Regions from separate parts of the Homo sapiens genome. Here region 1 is linked to region 2. The links are chromatin loops, found by intact Hi-C in ENCODE. Cell type or tissue: Caco-2. All regions are shown on one strand. Links, peaks and the distances in the headings refer to the core of each region. The heading gives the core; the rest is flanking DNA.

Evidence for each region. Peaks named below come from ENCODE experiments on the same cell type or tissue, not always from the same donor. Only the 100,000 strongest peaks of a DNase experiment are listed, where the experiment ranks them.
Region 1: it touches region 2 in a loop (2.2-fold over the local background); 2 of 110 quality-filtered maps call a loop at or near these places.

The regions. Positions count from the first base shown.
Region 1 is chr6:95,863,835-95,870,008 of GRCh38, reverse strand. No RefSeq gene overlaps it. Among named protein-coding and RNA genes, the nearest start is that of FUT9, 150 kb to the left of the region's middle. In Caco-2, for the core only: a CTCF peak has its summit at 3,057 (motif pointing right); a DNase peak (open chromatin) is centred at 3,068.
Region 2 is chr6:95,802,829-95,809,002 of GRCh38, reverse strand. No RefSeq gene overlaps it. Among named protein-coding and RNA genes, the nearest start is that of FUT9, 210 kb to the left of the region's middle. RefSeq lists an enhancer at 5,290-6,056. In Caco-2, for the core only: no CTCF peak of the experiment used is centred there; a DNase peak (open chromatin) is centred at 3,722.

The sequences.
Region 1 (6,174 bases), core at 501-5,500, 61 kb before region 2:
TGAAATATCATTTTTGCAGTAGTTCCATGTTTAAACTCCCAAACATCCTACTGGTGATTTAAAATAAGAAAGTTTTTAACATATGATAATATGAAAAAAAAAGAAAAACAGGAGGATTTAGGTAGCTGGCAAACTAGCAGTGAATCGAGATCTGTGTCCTCACTGCGTATGTCCCCCTGCCTCTGACCCTCAGGACCCCAGGTGTTTCCACCTGTCTCTAATGGAGGGCTCTCACCCCTTTCTAAGACCAAGTGAGTCTTGGGCTGGAAGGAAATAGCAGAGTTCTGGCTCTGAAGCCAGTTGCCTTGGCACTAATCCTCATTTCTTTTACATGCTTAAAATAATCACATTTTAAAAGCAAATATCAGTACATGCCTGGCAAGCAGAAGTATATGTGGAGAGACTACAGGTCAGGCTATTTACAATCAAAGCTGCTTCAGAAAATCCTAGATTCTTGATTATTATATCTATGATTATTTTACTCAAATATCTGTAGATAAGCCCCTCCCCTTCCAGTCCTTTCCAGCCTCACCCTACTTGTACATTGCTTCAGTCAGTCATTTATTCACAATCAATTTACTTAACCATTCAATAAATATAAATTGATGTTATACTTTTATATCCACCACAGTTCTAAATGCATCAGTAGTTTCCCAAATACCTGACATACTTCTCCATTTGATTTTTCTCAATACTTCATTCTCCTTTTTATGGCAGTTCACATGTTTTCATTAACAATTATTTCCATTCAAGTATTTGTGTTCAGTCATCTAGATGTAAACTCCGTGAGAGTGAATATCACGTCTACCATTTATTCTAGCTGTGCCCACCACATACCTGGTTTAAATTAGAGCTTTTCAATACACGTTCATATAATAAATTATTCAATGGAAAGATCTGTTTCATATTCATTCTTTTTTATCAAGTTCAGGTATACGAGGCAAATGTGGAATAGATAACTAATTAATTAATGTATTCAAACTTTCTATTTTTCACCCAATAAAGTTTGTTTTTTAAAAATTTTTAGTCAGATCATCTGTTGAATATTTGCAGCTTTGCTCCATAGCCTCATACTTTTTCTGAAACCCTTGCTCACCAGACCTGCCTGTATTGTACTTGAACATTGTGTCTTCTATCATTACCCTCCCTCCTAGTAACCTGCAGCTCCTCTCCTAACTATTCAGATTTCTGTATCTAACATTTTCTGTTCTGCCTCTTCCTAGTCCTGGCCAAGTCCTGGCGTGGTAGCCTCTATTCACCCTGTGCTGAAACCCCTGGCCTCAGAAGGTCTGTCCTGTCCTAAATCTTGCTACTGGGGCCCAAGTTTAAATAAGGCCACATGATAACATTTTTTGATTTGAGATTTTGAATTGGTTAATTCTACATTGTACTCAGCATTTTCCTTAAAATCCTTTTACGTCATATGTTTCATTTGGAATGTCTATCTTTCCATGAAAATTAAAAATCTGTGAAGGCCAGTGACTGTGATATGTTTTTTTCCACTTTCCATTTTCTCCCTGTCATCTGAGCATCTAGCTCAGTGTATTATTTATAATAGTGACATGATGCATAGATAAAATAAAAACTAACTAATAAAATAAGGAAAAATGTGTAAGATGATTAAGTATTTATTATATAACAACTACTCTCAGAAATATGAATTATTTACAAATCTATGTTCTTAGTGGCATCTACTCTATTAAGTCAATCTTGAGATACAAAATTAGACTCATGTGAGCCTTCCAAAACATTTGGGTCTTTTAAATTGAGTAGACTATTAATTTTAGATTTTTTACTATAAATTTTTAAATAAAATTTCAACTAAGATGAAATTATCTGTAGGCTCTCAGCTATTATTGCTATATAACAGATGTACAAGAAAGATATATAATGTAACTAAAGTATGATATTATTATACATTTATAAAGATCTTTATAGTTTAATAATAATCATTGACTGCATTTCTCATTTAATCCTTAAAATACTACTGTGAGGTGAGTATATTATCTCCATTTTTAGGTATGGAGCTCATTTTAGGTATTTTAGAGATGTTAAGCTGGCTTTTCCCAAAATAGAAAAACCAGAACTTTTGATACTATATTTAATACTTTTCCTACATGAATACCTTATCTCTGGTTTTGATGCTTGGAAATATTTAATGAGCTAAGCTTTGTTTTTTTTTAAAAGAAATCTTAGACTCCTTTATTTTTTTATCAGTAGGTGAAAGCTTGATACTAATATATATTTAATTTGAATCCATTCAGCTCTTGGTCTATTGTAAACACTTAAAAATTAATTCTACAGTATGTTTCTGAATTATTATAAAATCATGATGAATGTCACAGGGGAGCTATGTCTATTTGAGCCCATGGCATGAGGGTAAAACAACTTACCAAGACAGTTGTAGATAAAGAGAGGTTTATTAGAGAAAGTATGAAAGTATGAAAGTATGTTACAAGGGAGCAACAGGCAGGATCAGCAGAAGAGGAGCTGACTATGAGGAAACAAAGGCTTGCTGGAGATTTTACAGGATACTATTTATGCCGCATGCTGTGGAGGGCTTTGTGCAATACTGATAACTCCAAGGTTGTAGTGAGCTAACCTGAATTTTTTTTTTGTATCAGCCAAGGGTCTGGTGATAACTGGGCGCAGAAAGATTGTGAATTATTTGCGCAGGAGGGCTATGTGTCCGGGACCGTGAAGTAAGGCAGACTTGTAGCTAATCTGCTTCTTCTTTCTGCTTTCCCCTGCTCCCACCAGTCTGACTTCCTTTCCTTAAATAGGACACCACAATGAAGATTATATAAAGGTAACAACCTGTGAAAGTCAAATCAAGTATTAGAGCTGGAACAAACAGAATGCATCCAGACCCAGTGTGGTCAAATGACTTGCCCACGGGCATTGCATTCTTAGAGTCAATATTCGGAAACGAAATTTACTTGACATGACACTTCTCTACACCATATTAGAATTCATGAAAATATAAATATGTCTTAAACACTTTTTTACGTTAGGCGCTCCACACCTGCCTCTGTAGGTCTACTTGTCGGGGTCACATATTGTTGCCGACCATCTCTGCCAGCAGATGTCAGCACCACATGCATATACTGACATTTTTATTAGGCTAAGAGACACCTCATAAATAAAGGCAAGAAAGGATGGTTAAAACTCATGAGGTAAATCTATTTTCATCTATAATACATACAGTTAGCTTTCATGTGGATTTTCTAATTATAAATTTTGATAATTTATGTTTAAAATGTTAAATGCTTTTATCACTTGCCTATTACGTATGTATGTCTGCATTTGTACCCTTAATTTTCAGTGTTTAAGGCATGTTTATGAATAAGACAGTAGAAAAAAAGGAAGAAAGTGATAGGTATTGGGTCACGCACCTTGTGGGGATACTCATATATAGTATCTCCAATTAAAAAGTGAAATATCACAAATAAATTAGTCATCTTCCAACTTCGTGTGGCAGTTTTACCTTTAACATACTATTTTTTAAATCTACTTTTTTGTTAATATAAAGAAAATTATGAATCATGACTTTACTAATTCATACATGTTAAGTGTTTGGCTAAATGGGGGAATGTAATAAAGTATAGTGAGTTTTTCTTAAAGCAATTTCAAGGTTTCACATGAAAGTTTCAACATAGAGGCTTTATATGAAAAGGAGCTCAAACAATTTTATTTCACCAGTGTATACAGGTAACATGTAATTTTATACTAAAAGTAAATTTAGAGATTTTTCTAATCTATTTTCATATTATAGATAAGGAAATAAAGCCCATAAAAGGTTAAAGACTCTTAACAAATTTTCCAAATTCCCAAATCATGGTATCTGAAGGGGGCAGAGATTAGAATTTATTTCTCCTAGGTCCCTATTCTGAGTCCATCCTTGTGCACCAAGCCTCAAGGCCAACATATTACCTGTTAAATGAATCATTCTATGTCATATTAAAAAGTATTGCACAATCACCTCTTTTTCAGGAAAGTGTGTTTTTAGAATCAAGACCATGAATTGTATCTTATTAAAAGCTATTTAATAGCAAATTATATTGCCTATTACTTTAATATTTATATTATAGGCACTTTATCACTTGTAAATAAATAAAATTGTATAGCACTAAATAAAGATGCCTATTCTCTTAGGCAATCCGATCAATCAATCAATGAATCATTGAATATATTTTCAATATAGTGAACAGAAGAACACACAAGGTCCTAAATTTGTAAAAACTTATGATTTAGTTGGAGAGATAAAATAGATTTATAAAAATTAATTGACTATATAGAGCTGAGAAAAGCTCAATGAATATAATTTGTGTTGGAGTTTGTAAGGTGGTGGGAAAACCTTGACATACCTAACAAATGAAGATAGGGGAAATTAACTTAGGATTTTTAAAAATAACAAGCATTTAAGTAGGTGAGAAGTAAAGAGAGATAGGCAAATGCATTGTGAGAAAACAAACCAATTGGAGAAAACCAACCTGAACTCTTCAGTTTGAGATGAGTGTTTCAGGAGAAATAAAAATGAACATATATGCATTCCTTAAATTATTTTTATTGTGTTTCTTACCTCATTCAAGAGCTAATGGTCCTTTTTTGTAGAAATGTGGAATCTTCCTACCCATGAGCATGGAATGTTCTTCCATTTGTTTGTATCCTCTTTTATTTCATTGAGCAGTGGTTTGTAGTTCTCCTTGAAGAGGTCCTTCGCATCCCTTGTAAGTTGGATTCCTAGGTATTTTATTCTCTTTGAAGCAATTGTGAATGGGAGTTCACTCATGATTTGGCTCTCTGTTTGTCTGTTGTTGGTGTATAAGAATGCTTGTGATTTTTGTACATTGATTTTGTATCCTGAGACTTTGCTGAAGTTGCTTATCAGCTTAAGGAGATTTTGGGCTGAGACAATGGGATTTTCTAGATATACAGTCATGTCATCTGCGAACAGGGACAATTTGACTTCCTCTTTTCCTGATTGAATACCCTTTGTTTCCTTCTCCTGCCTAATTGCCCTGGCCAGAACTTCCAACACTATGGTGAATAGGAGTGGTGAGAGAGGGCATCCCTGTCTTGTGCCAGTTTTCAAAGGGAATGCTTCCAGTTTTTGCCCATTCAGTATGATATTGGCTGTGGGTTTGTCATAAATAGTTCTTATTATTTTGAGATATGTCCCATCAAAACCTAATTTATTGAGAGTTTTTAGCATGAAGGGGTGTTGAATTTTGTCAAAGGCCTTTTCTGCATCTATTGAGATAATCATGTGGTTTTTGTCTTTGGTTCTGTTTATATGCTGGATTACATTTATTGATTTGCATATATTGAACCAGCCTTGCATCCCAGGGATGAAGCCCACTTGCTCATGGTGGATAAGCTTTTTGATGTGCTTCTGGATTCAGTTTGCCAGTATTTTATTGAGGATTTTTGCATCAATGTTCATCAAGGATGTTGGTCTAAAATTCTCTTTTTTTAGTTGTGTCTCTGCCTGGCTTTGGTATCAGGATGATGCTGGCCTCATAAAATGAGTTAGGGAGGATTCCCTCTTTTTCTATTGATTGGAATAGTTTCAGAAGGAATGGTACCAGTTCCTCCTTGTACCTCTGGTAGAATTCTGCTGTGAATCCATCTGGTCCTCAACTGTTTTTAGTTGGTAAGCTATTGATTATTGCCACAATTTCAGATCCTGTTATTGGTCTATTCAGAGATTCAACTTTTTCCTGGTTTAGTCTTGGGAGACTGTATATGTCGAGGAATTTATCCATTTCTTCTAGATTTTCTAGTTTATTTGCATAGAGTTGTTTGTAGTATTCTCTGATGGTAGTTTGTATTTCTGTGGGATCAGTGGTCATATCCCCTTTATCATTTTTTATTGCGTCTATTTGATTCTTCTCTCTTTTTTTCTTTATTAGTCTTGATAGCGGTCTATCAATTTTGTTGATCCTTTCAAAAAACCAGCTCCTGGATTCATTAATTTTTTGGAGGGTTTTTTGTATCTCTATTTCCTTCAGTTCTGCACTGATTTTAGTCATTTCTTGCCTTCTGCTAGCTTTTGAATGTGTTTGCTCTTGCTTTTCTAGTCCTTTTAATTGTGATGTTAGGGTAAAATGGCCATACTGACCAAGGTAATTTATAGATTCAATGCCATCCCCATCAAGCTACCAATGACTT
Region 2 (6,174 bases), core at 665-5,664:
AAAAATAACATACAGACCAGGTTGCAGAGAAAAGGGAATGCTGATACAATGCTAATGGGAATGTAAATTAGCTCAGCCACTGTGGAAATTGGTGTGGCAATTTCTCAATGAAAACAGAATTACCATTCAACCCCCCAAAGCCATTATTGGGTATATACCCAAAGGAATAGAAATCATTCTGCCATAAAGATACATGTACACGTATTTTTGCTGCAGCACTACTCACAATGGCAAAGATATGGAAATTATCCTAAATGCCCATCAGTGGTAGGCTGGATGAAGAAAGTGTGGCACATATTCACTATGGAATACTGCACAGCCATAAAAAGGAACAAGATCATGTCCTCTGCAGCAACATGGATGGAGCTGGGGGTTATTATTCTAAGCAAATTAACACAGGAACAGAAAACCAAATACAACATGTTCTCACTTACAAGTGAGAGTTAAATGATGAGAACGCATGGATACAAAGAGGAGAAAAAAAGACACTGGGGCCTACTAGAGGGTAGAGAGAGGGAGGAGATCAATGATCAGAAAAAATACCTATCGGGAACTATGCTTGTTACCTGGGTGATGAAATAATCTGTACACCAAACCCCTATGACATGCAGTTAACCTATATAACAAACTTGCACATGTACCCTGAGCCTAAAATAAAAGTTAAAAACAAAATTCCAAGTCTTATATATAGCAACAGTAATCTGTACCGCATCATATTGGTAGAAGAATAAATGTACAGATCAATGGAACAGAATAGATAATACAGAAACCAGAAATAGCCCCACATAAGTATAGCCAATTCATTTTGAAAAAAATTAAAGAGCAATAAATAGAGAAAGGATCATCTTTTTAGCAAATAGTGATAGAGCAATTGTATCTCCATAGGGAAAAATATATACTTTGACTTAAACCTCATACCTTACACAGAAGTTAACAAAGTATTTTATAAATTCAATTGTAAAATATAAAACTATAAAACTTTTAGGAGAAAATGTTTGTGACTTTAGGACTCGGTAAAGAGTTTATTAACATGATACCAAAAGTACAATTCATAAAAGCAAAAAAATCAACAAATGGACTTCAACAAAATTAAATACTATAGTTCTATAAAAGGACCTGTCTCTTTCTGCATCTACTGATAATAAAATGAAAGAAAATAAACTGCCAAGTGGATGAAAAGACAAACCTACAGACTGGGAAAAAGTATTTGCAAACCACATTTCTGACAAACAACTTACATCTAGAATGTATGAAAACTCTCAAGAGTCAACAATAAAAATAATCCAAGCACAATACATGAAGATTTCACCAAAAAGAATATATAGATGGCAAATGAGCACATGAAAAGATGATCAACATCACTAGCTATTAAGGAAATGTAACTTAAGGCCACGATGAGATCTCACTATACACTTAGTAAAACAGCTAAAGTAAAAGAGTGTTAATACCAAAAGCTGGTGAAGATGTGGAGAAACTGTATACCTTACACATTTCTGTGGAAATATAAAATGGTTCAGCCATCCTGGAAAATAGTTTGGCCATTTCTTTACAAAGTAAACACACATTTACCATATGACTCAGCAATAGTTCCCCTAGGCATTTTTCCCAGAGAAATAACTCCATACAAAAATCTGTACAAAAATGTTCATTGAAGCTTTATTTGTATTTACCTCAAACTAGAAACAACCAAAATATCTTTCAACAGTTGAACGGTTAAATAAATTGTGTTACATCCATACCATAGAATACTACTCAGCAATGAAGAGGAACTACTGATACGTGCAACAACTTGGATGAACCCTGAGAAAACAGTTTTAAAAAGCTAATATCAAAATATTACATGTTGTAAGATTCCATTTATATAGCATTTTTTAATGAAAAAATTTTAGAGATGGATAACTAGTTGATTACTTGGGATTAGGAATGGAGAGTGGGGAAGGTAGATGTGACTCTGAAGGAAAAGTCTTTGAGGTAATGGAATACCTCTATCTTCATTGTAGTGATGTTTCCACAAATCCACATATGCAGTAAAATGGTGTAGACATATACACACTCATTGAACCACTGCCAATTTTTTGTTTTGATATTATATTATGGTTATGTAAGATATAATCACTTGGAGAAATTGGGTGATATGTACATGGAGCTTAACTGTACAATTTTTCAACTTCCTGTGAATTTGTATAAACTGTACAAACTGAATTTGTATAAACTGTATTTGTATAAAACTCAAAATAGAGACTTTTTAAAAAGCTAATATAAGAGATGTGAAAATCTGCAGAGCTCAAGATCATTGTGAAGGTTTTTTGAGGTAGATCTAGAGCAAACTGTTAGAAATGGAAATCATTCTGTAACTATTAGCATAAGAACTGCTTTCATTAAATTGCTTATAAGGCCAATGTCAATGGGCCATGGCAGTTTCTTTTATATGAATACCGAGTTAACCTATGTTAAATTAAAACAATAATTACAGCAGTCATTGGAAGTTTTAATTTAAATTGTCACATGTGACAGGATTTTCTTATTTTTGTGGCTGAATGCTATTTCATTGTATGTTTATACCACATTTTCTTTACACGTTTGATATGGTTTGACTATAGGTCTCTGCCCAAGTCTCATGTCGAATTGTAATCCCCAGTGTTGGAGCAGGGGTCTAGTAGGGGGTGACTGGATTATGGGGGTGAATTTCCCTCTTGCTGTTCTCATGATAGTGAATGAGTTTTCATGATATCTGGTTGCTTGAAAGTGGGTAGCACCTCCCCTTTTTCTCTCTTCTTCCTGCTCCAGTCCTGTGAGATCTAACTCTTTCCACTTTACCTTCACCGTAACTACAAGTTTCCTGAGACCTCCCCAGCCATGCTTCCTGTACATCCTGCAAAACTGTGAGCCCCCCCTTTTTTTTTTTTAATAAATTACCCAGTCTCAGGTAGTTCTTTACAGCAATGTGAGAATGGACTAATACACCATTCTTCCATCAATGGACATTTAGATTGTCATACAGTATAGATGAACCTTGAGGACATCATGCTAATTGAAATAAGCCAATCACAGAAGGACAAATACTGCTTGATTCCATTTACACAAGGTATCTCACCTAGTCAAACATAGAAACACAAAGTAGAATGGTGGTTTCCAGGAGCTAGTGAGAGGGGAAAATGGTGAGTTGCTGTTCAATAGACATAGAGTTCCAGTTATGAAAGATGAAAAAGTTCTAGAGACAACATTGTGCTTATAGACAACAACCCTGTACTGTACACTTAAAAATTTGTGAAGAGAGTTGATCTCACAGTGTTTTTTCAATACAATAAAAAGTTAAATTGCCACTGGAAATATTTTTCTATATCAGTGCTCTTTCAACTGCGATCCACAAATTGTGCTAACAATAAACTCCTTGTTATGGGGTTTGTGTCAATATAAAGAGCTTAATCACAATTCACAACAGCACTAAGCATTCTGTTTCACATATCTGACAGGTTCTTGGTAGCAAGATTTTATTGATGAAGATAGCAATGCATTATATTACATTTTGGATCAAGCTTCTTATCTCTTAGTGTAAGGGTAACGAACAGTTTGGGGAACAGCTACTTTGAGTAGTGTGGTTACTTTTATTCTTTGTGAGTCATTTCAAACATAGATAATCAAATACAGAAATTACAAATAGAAAGGCAGAATGACTTCCTCCTCTGTGCATACACACACACACACACCACCCCAGAAAGCTCTACCTTCTGGCAGGCACTTTGATTGCTGAGATATGAACTGTAATGGTATGTTCAAAGGAGTTCAAAGAAAAATTTCAAAATCAAGAGATTAGTGCCTTTCTTTTGTTTTGTTTGCTATCCAGAAAAAAAGATTGTCAAATTTGTTTTCTGACATCAAAGAAACAGTCCATTTTCATTCATTTTTTTTTTTTTTTTTGTATTCTGTTCAGTGGAGAGTATGGCCAAGCCAGGACTTAACCATTCAATGACCAAGTTAATGCGATAACTAATAATCTGACATAGCTCAGAAATTGAGTACTTTTTTTTGGAAAAATGTTTTGGTTGACAGGCAGTAATACAGCTGCACACCTTAAGTTTCTGGAAATGGTGTCACTAGAAGTAATTAGCTCTTTCCAAATCTGTGAAGTAACTTCTTGTGACATCTTCAAATACTCCACATTGAAAGCATAATGGTATAGGCCATACTATTTTTACAACTCAAGTCTTCTCTTTATATGGCCTGAGGCAAACATCAGAGTGCCTCATAGCATATGTTCAATACATACCTGTTGAATTGAGATAGTTTGGTGTTATGAAAAGAGCATGGGCCTGGGAACATGAATATTAGGTTCTAGGCCTAGAGCTAACAGACTTAGTGGTGTGACCTCAGTAAGTCATTAGTTGACTTTACACTTTGATTTCCACTTAGTGAAAATTCAGGTTAGAGGAACAACACAATACATTACTTTTAAAGGCATCTACTTATCTTGCCTAATAAACACCATCAACCAATTTCCATACTCTTAAAATAATTTCTTTACTGGTCTCTAGTGAGGAAATTTTAGATATACATATAAATTTCACATCTACTGATCGTTCCAGGTAAATCTTTTTAAAAGATTTATTTGATCATTTCACTTTTGAGTGTTAAAATTGAACAATAAAACAAACAAAAGTTCACTACCATTCTCTAAACAAAGCTCAAAATGTTGACTTTCAGTTTGGCTTTACAAAATCCCCATTAGCCATTAACAGCCATTATTCTCAGTCTTTTATTTCATTCTGCTGTGAAATTAGTATTTATTCTAGCCCAACAACATCCTGCCCTTATCATACCTGGCTAAGCTCTGCTGCTGTGTTATTGGCTTATAATATTCCTTTAACTTAGAAGTCTCCTCCTTTTCTCCTTTTAACCCTTGCTTTGCCAACAATAGTTCACATTTATTGAGTGCTCACTAGTACCAGCAAATACACTAAAACTTTTACAACATTTTCCTGTTTTTAATTTGCACAACAACTCTCTCAAATAGGCAATATTATTAGGTCCATTTTCCTAATAAAAAAACTGAGATATGGAGAGGTTAAATAAATGTTCCAAGGTCAGGCAGACAGTATAGTAGCAAAATGGGAAATGAGATAAAAATCCATTTTATAGGAGGTAAAAATATGTTTTATAGGTATTAAAAATACATTTTATAGGAAGCATAGACTTCTCAAAAAGAGACCAAAGGAAAGTCATTAAGATAGCTTCAAAGGTTATAGTAATTATCTCTACTTTAAAAATAATTAAAATTTTAAAAATAACTTTTATATTCTCCATTCTGTTTAATTTATTTTTTAAATTTAGTATCAGCAGAACCTTAAGTTTGGCAAAAGATAATAATAAGGAAATGAAGAGAACATCATTTTAAAATATAATAATGGTTTTCCAATTCAAATACAAAGCTAAAATAGTATGATTATTTCATATTACTTTTTGGTTGTAATAAAAATAATAAAACCAATTTTTACAAGGCTGAAAAGAATTTCACTAGAACACTGATTTTCTTAATATTTTAAACAAAAAATTATGTTTCCTTGAATATAAATGATCTGATCCCAACACAGGGCCACTTAATTAAAGGATGACTTTTGTATTATTAAAGCTTATCTATATGTATGTATATAGCTTTTGCATTCAACTAGTTGACTAGGGAAGGCTTTCAAAAGATTTAAGAGGTATTCATTTGTTGAACTAATGCTTTATATTCACCTTTGGGAAATAGTTTAAGCCTGCTGTGTCAATTAGCTTAATTGATAAGAACTTCAATTGGTCCTGGAGTGTGTTAATTTCCTGAGGTGAGCCTATTGAGAGAATTACTTAGAGAAACTTTCACAGTTGGGAAACCTTTCAAATGCACTTGACTTAATCTGGGATTGGGTTACCACACTTTCACACATATTAGATGCCCCAAATAGTCCTTACTTTAGCACCTTTGATGTCAAGACAATCTTCTGCTCCCTCTTTCTCAGTTTTCTTCTGTCACTCACTTAGACAAGAAGGACAAAAATTAATCCTGATTGTTACAAAAGGTAAAATTTTCAGTGCTTGAAAATTGCTCTTTAGTGTAAGGAAGAACTTCCTTAAACTTTTCTCAAAATTATAAGATGTGTAGTTTGGAGGTGGGTTACGAATATGCCTATATGTGCTTCT